2 separate regions of the Homo sapiens genome follow, and region 2 is linked to region 1. Evidence: read pairs that join two places in POLR2A ChIA-PET (ENCODE). Cell type or tissue: MCF 10A. All regions are shown on one strand. Region 1 overlaps INPP4B (inositol polyphosphate-4-phosphatase type II B). Region 2 overlaps INPP4B (inositol polyphosphate-4-phosphatase type II B).

Region 1 (4,000 bases):
AAATAGTCAGGTGGGAAGAAGAACTATATATCTTCATGCTATTTCCACTAATTGAAAGTTCCTAGAAATTATATTTGCTACACTAGGTTTCAGTTGTGTCACAATTTACTAATTTACTTAAATATTTCAATACTTATTCCATATAAAATGCTACCATGTATTAAGAAACTATAAAGAAATGACATATGCACAGGCCTCTTTATATCAATTTGATTTTCATTATAATAAATTTGACCTGCAGATGGATATCCATGTAGAAATATCAAAGCAATAATTTGGAAATAAGTGAATGGAATGAAGATACAGTGACAAGATTTTTATTGTCTAGAGACGTCTGTCTAATAGTAGCTTAAATAATTAGGCTTTATTTTTTCCCTCACGCAGCAAAAAGTCCAGGTGTGGGCACTTGCTGTTATTGGGTCAGATTCCTAATGATATTATCAAAGGCCCAGGATTTTTCTCTTTCCACTTTACCATGCTAATCATCTTGACCTTTAGTTCACATGCTTGTCTCTCACTGCATAGTTGCAAGATAAATGCAAAAGTTCTAAGGCCTTATGTTTGCTTTATAAGCCAGGAAGCAAAGGGGAAAGGAGTAGTACCTCTGATTTTGTCCCTTTTATTCAAGAAAGTACACCTCTCTTAGACTTTTTTCTCTAATTTCATTTGCCAAAATTGTGTCCCATGGCTACCAATAGTAGCAAGGAAAGCTGATAAAGCAAGTATCTCTACTTCCAAACTCCTTAGAGTGGGATGTGCAAAAAAGCTGGTTGGAAATGACTTTTTTATTAAGCAAACAGCCACAGGGTTTGGAATAAAGATTTGGGAGGCATCCTTACAGAAGTGATCTTTGAAAATGACTCGAGAAATAAACATTGAAGGAGAAAATGATCAAAGAACCTTGAGAAATACTGACACTGACATATGGAGAATGAAAAGATCAGCTTTCAGTTACAAGATTAAGAGTAGTAAGAAAAAAAGGGTGGGGGAGGGAAGCAAGTAGTGCAGTGTCCTGAAAAACAAATTATGGAAGAATTTTAAGACAAAGAGGAAGGTTGGTCAGTGTTGACTAGCTCCACAGAGCTGTCAAGGAAGATGAAAAAAAAATGGATTTATTGATTGGGAGGTTGCTGGCCTTTCAGAAAATAGGTGCTGAAAAGAGATTAGAATCTGAGAGATTAAGGAGTGAGTGATTAGACCGTATAAGATGGGTAGCAAAAAGAAGGAAGAGAAAAGGAGTGTGAATGAACACACAGAAAGGTTGTATTAGTTTAGGGTGTTTAAGTGAGGGTTCCAGAACGGAGAGCTGGAGATCTCTTGGTAATTGTTCCTACCTTTACTAGAAGTCACTGCTTTTATTTTTTAAGTTTAGATTATAAAATTTCTTCTACAGTATTATATACATTACAGTTCCTTCCTTGGATCAATTTACCAAATGAGAAATAATAAAATGCCTCTCTTAGACCTACCTCATTGAATAAAAAACGGAATTGATAATTATTTTTCATGACATATTTGGAGATTCTGGTTGGGAGTAAATTGTGTTATATGAAGATCACCAGTAATGTGACTTCCTTAAGAAGCATGAAGAAATTAGTGTTGTCTAGTCATTTCTTAACATTAATAACAATATCAATAAAAAGATGATTTTGATGAGCTTGACAAAACTGAAGGATCCAAAGTAAATGTAATTTAAAAACTCATGTAGAATAATGAAAGAATATATCCGAAGTTACATTCAATAGTGGCATATATGCTGTTTCCCATACCATCTCAAAAATTTGCAATATGGAAAGCTCTCTCCCACTTCTCCCCTTCTAAAAAATCTTCTCTATTCTACATCTTCCAAAATGTTTACCTATCTGGGTAAGCTTTGCTGAGAAATCTAGATGACTGAAAGAAAAGTTATAAGAAAAAAATTATAGCATACAAAATGCATCTTTGCTTAGAACAATGGCCTCTATGTGGTTAAGAATGTGAACTGTGGCTCACCTGAATCAGGGTTTATATCCAGACTTCAACACAATTAATTCTGTAATCATGGGCCAGTTACTTAAGCACTGAGAGCCTTACTTTACTTATCAATAAAATGGGGAATAATAAGCGTGTGTATTACGTAGGGTGGTTGTAAGGACAAAATGAGATAATTGTTGTCCCATTTTATCTACAAACGTGTTCAAACACACCCTAAACTAAAACAATCTTTCTGCATGTTCATTCACACTCCTTTTCTCTTCCTTTTTTTTGCCACCTGTTTTATATGGTCTAATTACTGACTCCTTAAGCTTCTGGTAGAGTGCCTGTCATACCGTGGCTGCTCAATGCACGACAGTTTATATTGCTGCTGTTCTTAATATTATTACATGATTTTTATTTATATTCCAGTACTATAATTAACTTTGGAAAAGTTGCTTTTTGTTTGTTTGCTTTAACAATAACCACAGGAAAGCTCTCAACTGGGAATATAGCCAAAGATAATATTTCCTAAATGACTCTTTATTTATATTAAAATGTTCTATATTTATATTTTAAATATGTACTTGTCTTCATCCTTACCACAGGAACAAACTCTTAGTAACACTGCTCTGTATCAGACACATTTCTCTAGGCCTTACATATTTGCTCATTTAATCTTCACAAGAGTACTAAGACATAGATACTATTAGTGTCATTCCCATTTTCTAGATGAGGAAATTGAGGCACAGAGAGGTGAAGCAGCTTTCCCAAAGTCACAAATCTATGAAGTAGAACTGGATTTGAACCAGGCCATTTAGCTTCGGAGTCTGTGCTCTTCTTAATCATCATACTCTAAGATGACTAGAAATGACATAGTAAATATTATTTATTGTTCAGATACCTATTATATTTTGCAAGGAGTGTTTTTAATTATATATTTTAAGTCTCAAAGGGAGCAATTCCAACAATTTCACGAAAACACACTTTTCTCTCAATACTTGAGATTTATAATCTTAGGTTGTCAGAACCTTAAAAGGTCAAATGTTGTTACTCTATTCATCTCAAACACTTTCTGCTTTATGAAAGGGCACCAATCTATTCAATAAAGATGCAAAAATAGAATTTATGACACATACAGGACTTGGCTCTTCAATCAGAGCTCTTTCCACTATGCTGCATAATATGGAGTTGGATTTTCAAAATAGTCATTGTTAGAGCCTGCAGCTATTTGAGACTGATTTCTATTCTGGCATAGAATATAAATGATTCAGTTTAAAACCATCTGTATTTCAAGTCCAGAAGAGAAGTGCACTACATGCCCCTGTGTGTGTATGTATGTATGTATTGTGTAGGCAGTTATAGAAGGTAGGTCATTGGTTCAAGGCCTAGATTGAAGTAAAATGTGCTTAATCATATGAATTCCTATTTGTGAGACTAGGAAGGCAGCAGGAGTCAGTGTAGTCAAGATGCTTTAGTTTGACTTCCAGTACTAGAAGACTGAGCTAATTACTCCTTCCTAGAGAGGAGACACTTCAGCTGATGATGGAAATGGAAAGGATGCCGTCAATCTTACTTTTTGCACTTGAGAATGTGTGAAACTGCTCTGTCAGAGGCACACATTTCTACCAGCTGTCAGAAGTCGTACTGGAAATGAAATAAGACCTTGGGAAGAGAGATGTGCCCATCATTGAAATGCTTCCCAACCCTCTCTGTCTTTTCCATTGTAGAACCCAATGCATATGATATTTTCTGCTTTTATTTTTACCTTCCTCTATGCATATAATGATTGTACTTATTTATGGGGTACATGTGATATTTTGATACAGGCATAGAATGTGTAATGATCAAATCAAGGTATTTACAATATTCATCACCTCAAACATTCATCATTTCTTTGTGTGGGGAGCATTTCAAATCTCTCCTAGCTACTTTGAAATAAACAGTAAATGATTGTTAACTATTGTGCTGTTGAACACTATAACTAATTCCTTCTATGTAACTGCATGTGTGTATCTATAAACCATCTCCCCTTCCCAGACTCTGG
Region 2 (4,000 bases), 86 kb after region 1:
CAATGAGGCAAGAGTTGAGTGAGCAGTGCATGGAGGAGAGGTAAAGAAATAAGGCCAGCAGGGCACGGTGGCTCACGCCTGTAATCCCAGCACTTTGGGAGGCCGAGGCAGGTCGATCACCAGGTCAGGAGTTCACGACCAGCCTGACCAAGATGGTGAAACCCCATCTCTACTAAAACTACAAAAAGAAAGCCCAGAGCAGTGGCAGGTGCTAGTAATCCCAGCTACTCAGGAGGCTGAGGCAGGAGAATCGCTTGAACCTGGGTAGCAGAAGTTGCACAGAGCTGAGATTGTGCCACTGCATTCCAGCCTGGGCAACAGAGTGAGATTCCATCTCAAAAAAAAAAAAAAAAAAAAAAAAAAAAAGGAAGAAAGAAATAAGGCCAAGGTGGTGATGAGTTCCAGGTGGTATAGAAATGAAAGCCACTGTGCCCATTTCATCCTTTACTCTGAGTAAAGCTTGGAGCCATAGCAGAGTTTTGAGCAGAAGAGTGACCTGACTTATGCTGTGTTGGGATCAGAAGACTGAAGGAAAGCAAGAGTGAAATCAGGGGGACCAGTCAGGAGGACTCTGTCTTAATTCAAGGGAGGAGTGATGGTGGTTTGCAGGGAGGTGGTAAGACATGGTCACATTCTGGATACATTTTGAAGAAAGGACAGGTAGAACATTGTGACAGCATGAATAATGTGAGATTTCAGAGAAAGGGAGGAAACAAAACTTAATTAAATAGTTTTGGTCTAGATTTGGGGAACAATGAAGTTGTCGCTGAATAGGGGAAGCTGTGGTAAGACAGGTTTTAAGAGAAAGATTGGGTCACCATGGAGTACTATACAGCCATAAAAAGGAATGATATCATGTCCTTTGCAGGGACATGGATGGAGATGGATGCCATTATCCTTAGCAAACTAATGCAGGAAAAGAAAACCAACTACTGCATGTTCTCACAAGTGGGAACTAAATGATGAGAACACAGGGACACAGTTGGGGAAACAACACACACGGGGCCTGTCCAAGGGCTGGGGGCTGGGAAGAGGGAGAGGATAAGGAAGAATAGCTTGTGGATGCTGGGATTAATACCCGTGTGATGGGATGATCTGTGTAGTAAAACACCATGACACACATTTACCTATGTAACAAACCTTCACGTCCTGCACACGTACCCTTGAACTTAAAAGTTGGAAATTTTAAAAAAGAAAGATTGGAAGTTCAGTTTTAAACATTATCGAGTTTAGATGAGTTAAGTTTGTAAGAATGAATTAATGAACTAATATACAAAATAATGAAGGAACCCTGGAAGGCCTAGAAAAGTATTTTAAATTACAGTCAAGAAAAGCAAATTTCTGAATAGAGGAAATAAGAGAGAAAAATCATCACCATATTTTAAAAATTCACTGCTAAAAGTATATTTTAGAAAGTCTCTGTCTGATGCTTTCATCAGACAGTCCCATAACACATCAATTTATTAAACAATACCAGAATGGAGAGGAGAAAGTATAATAAAGATAATAACATAATGGTTTAAATAAAAAATACATTGAAAGTAAGAAAGAGTAACTTGACATTGCAGAAAACTGAATCAGTGAAGCAGAGGATAAACCCAAGCAATATTCCAGAGTTCAAATAATATACTTGAATCCTTCACTGATTCTGCAGCTTTTACCACCAGAATACCAAGAATGTAATAATAACTTACTGAATGTTTGTACACGTTGTCTCATTTAAGCTTCAAAATATCTCATAAGGCAGGTAATATATTATTATCCCCATTATACAGATGAGAAAAATAAGTTTAGAGGTGTTGAGCAAATTACCCAATACTATATCGCTGTTATGTTTCAGAGAAAAAGAAAAAAAATAGAAAGGATGAGAGAGAAGAAAATGTATAAAGCGAGGACAATGTATAGAACTGTAATTAAAGGCTTATTTTAGGGAAGATAGGCCAGATTCAGTAATCAGCCTTTTCTTTTTTTTTCTTCCTGAGACAGAGTCTCGCTCTGTCGCCCAGGCTGGAGTGCAGTGGCCGATCCCAGCTCACTGCAAGCTCCGCCTCCCTGGTTCACACCATTCTCCTGCCTCAGCCTCCTGAGTAGCTGGGACTACAGGCACCTGACACCACGCTCAGCTAATTTTTTGTATTTTTGGTAGAGATGGGGTTTCACCATGTTAACCAGGATGGTCTCTATCTGCTGACCTCGTGATCCACCTGCCTTGGCCTCTCAAAGTGCTGGGATTACAGGCGTGAGCCAACACGCCCGGCCTAGTAATCAGCCATTTTAAGATAAAAATTTCTAGAGATTTACAAATACAAATCAAGTGTTTTCTGTGTTCGAAGCAGAAGAAATAATGACCAATATTAAATCATATTCTGGCAATTTGTAAGGTTTGAGGTTTGAAGAGTGTTATGGATGAATTTTTGTGTTCCCTCCAAATTCATATATTGAGGCCCTACCCTCCAATGTAATGGTGTTTAAAGATGGAGTCTTTGGGAAGCAATTAAGTTTGGATGACTTGATGAGTGTGAGGCCCTCATGGTGGGATTAGTGCTCTTATAAGAAGGGATACCTGAGAGCTTACTCTCTCCCTCCCATGTGAGGCCACAGCTAGAAGGCAGCCACTGGCAAGCCAGGAAGAGAGCCCTCACCAGAACCCAACTCTGCTGAGCTCAGACTTCCAGCCTCTAACAACTATGAAAACAAAAATGTCTGTTTTTTTAAGTTCTTCAGTTTTATATGCTATTTTGTTATGGTAGTCCAAGTAGACTAAAATAAAGATGCATTATATTCTAATAGAGTTTGTGGAATAGAGCTTTAAGGCCCTATTCTTATTAAATCAACTGTGTGTTCTTGTTGTTATCGCTAATAATTATGATTTTAAAATTATCACTGTTGCCACAGGTCTGTGGCAAGCCCCAGGCTAAGGGTTTCTGTTCCACAGGATGGGGTTTTTAATGGTTGTCAAGAATAACGCCTGCTTCAAGAGATACCAAGTTGAGATTTAGAAGAAGGCAGAGGGTAAATTAATTGTGATGCTCGGAAATGCTTAGTAAGCCGGGACAAAAATAACACAACATGCCCAAACTCAGGGTGACAGTTTGCGTAACCAACAGAGAACTCATTTGTCTGACTGTTATGCCTATAGAAAAGGGGATATAATCGTCTGAACAGCCGACGCTTATGAACTCCCAAAGTATAGTGTGGAGGTATTTTGTATTTAGATGCAGCTATCGTCAGAACTACCACTTAAAATAAACTTTTTGGGACTCTGATGGGAGCTATGGATGGAAGCTTGTCTATCCCTCAAGGTACTGAATGATTTCCTGGTTATAATTCAGAAAGTAGGGAACTCAATGCCAGAAACTTCAGAAGCACGTCATAGATCACAACAGATCCATTGGAGATTATATGCATAACCTAATGGAAGATGAAGATGCTTGTAGGAAACATTTTTCTCAATGCATAAAGAAAATTGTAACTCTAGACATAGAGGAGATGTATAGGAAAGCTCACACTGCTATACTCATCTATGAGAAGAAGCCTAAGAAAGAAATTAAAGACAAGAGGAAAATGTCTCTAGCTCGGAAGAAAGATCAAGTAGCTTAAAAAAAGGCAAGTGTCCTCATAGCTCAGTAGTGGGCTGTTGAGACACAAACCAAACCATCACAATTGTCTGTAAAGACTTTTAGATAAAGACAATAAACTAATTGATCAAGCAGCTAAAACAAGATCAAAAAGATAAAAAAGTGACCACCACTTTATATTTTGGTTTTCAGAAATAAATTTTTTAAAATTAGATGCATCTTTCTGATTTCTTCTACTCTTGGATAAATCCTAGCACTGCTGATGACTTGTAAGGTGGCCATAAGCCCTTCATGTAACCTCTCCGGGCCTGTTTCTACAAAATGCATTGAGTGATACTGAAGGTTATTCTCTTCCCTAAGAAGTCTGATTTAAGTCAATTCTGATACAAAGAGTTCTAAGAAATTTATCTCAGAGTAAGAAA

What was found. Peaks named below come from ENCODE experiments on the same cell type or tissue, not always from the same donor. Only the 100,000 strongest peaks of a DNase experiment are listed, where the experiment ranks them.
Region 2: POLR2A ChIA-PET joins it to region 1 with 5 read pairs; 5 of 35 experiments call an interaction of 5 or more read pairs at or near these places.

What each region holds. Positions count from the first base shown.
Region 1 is chr4:142,372,266-142,376,265 of GRCh38, reverse strand. The region is part of intron 7 of INPP4B (inositol polyphosphate-4-phosphatase type II B); the gene reads left to right. Among named protein-coding and RNA genes, the nearest start is that of INPP4B, 470 kb to the left of the region's middle. In MCF 10A, no CTCF peak of the experiment used is centred here; a DNase peak (open chromatin) is centred at 2,475.
Region 2 is chr4:142,286,562-142,290,561 of GRCh38, reverse strand. The region is part of intron 9 of INPP4B (inositol polyphosphate-4-phosphatase type II B); the gene reads left to right. It also overlaps the pseudogene RPL5P13. Among named protein-coding and RNA genes, the nearest start is that of INPP4B, 560 kb to the left of the region's middle. In MCF 10A, no CTCF peak of the experiment used is centred here; no DNase peak of the experiment used is centred here.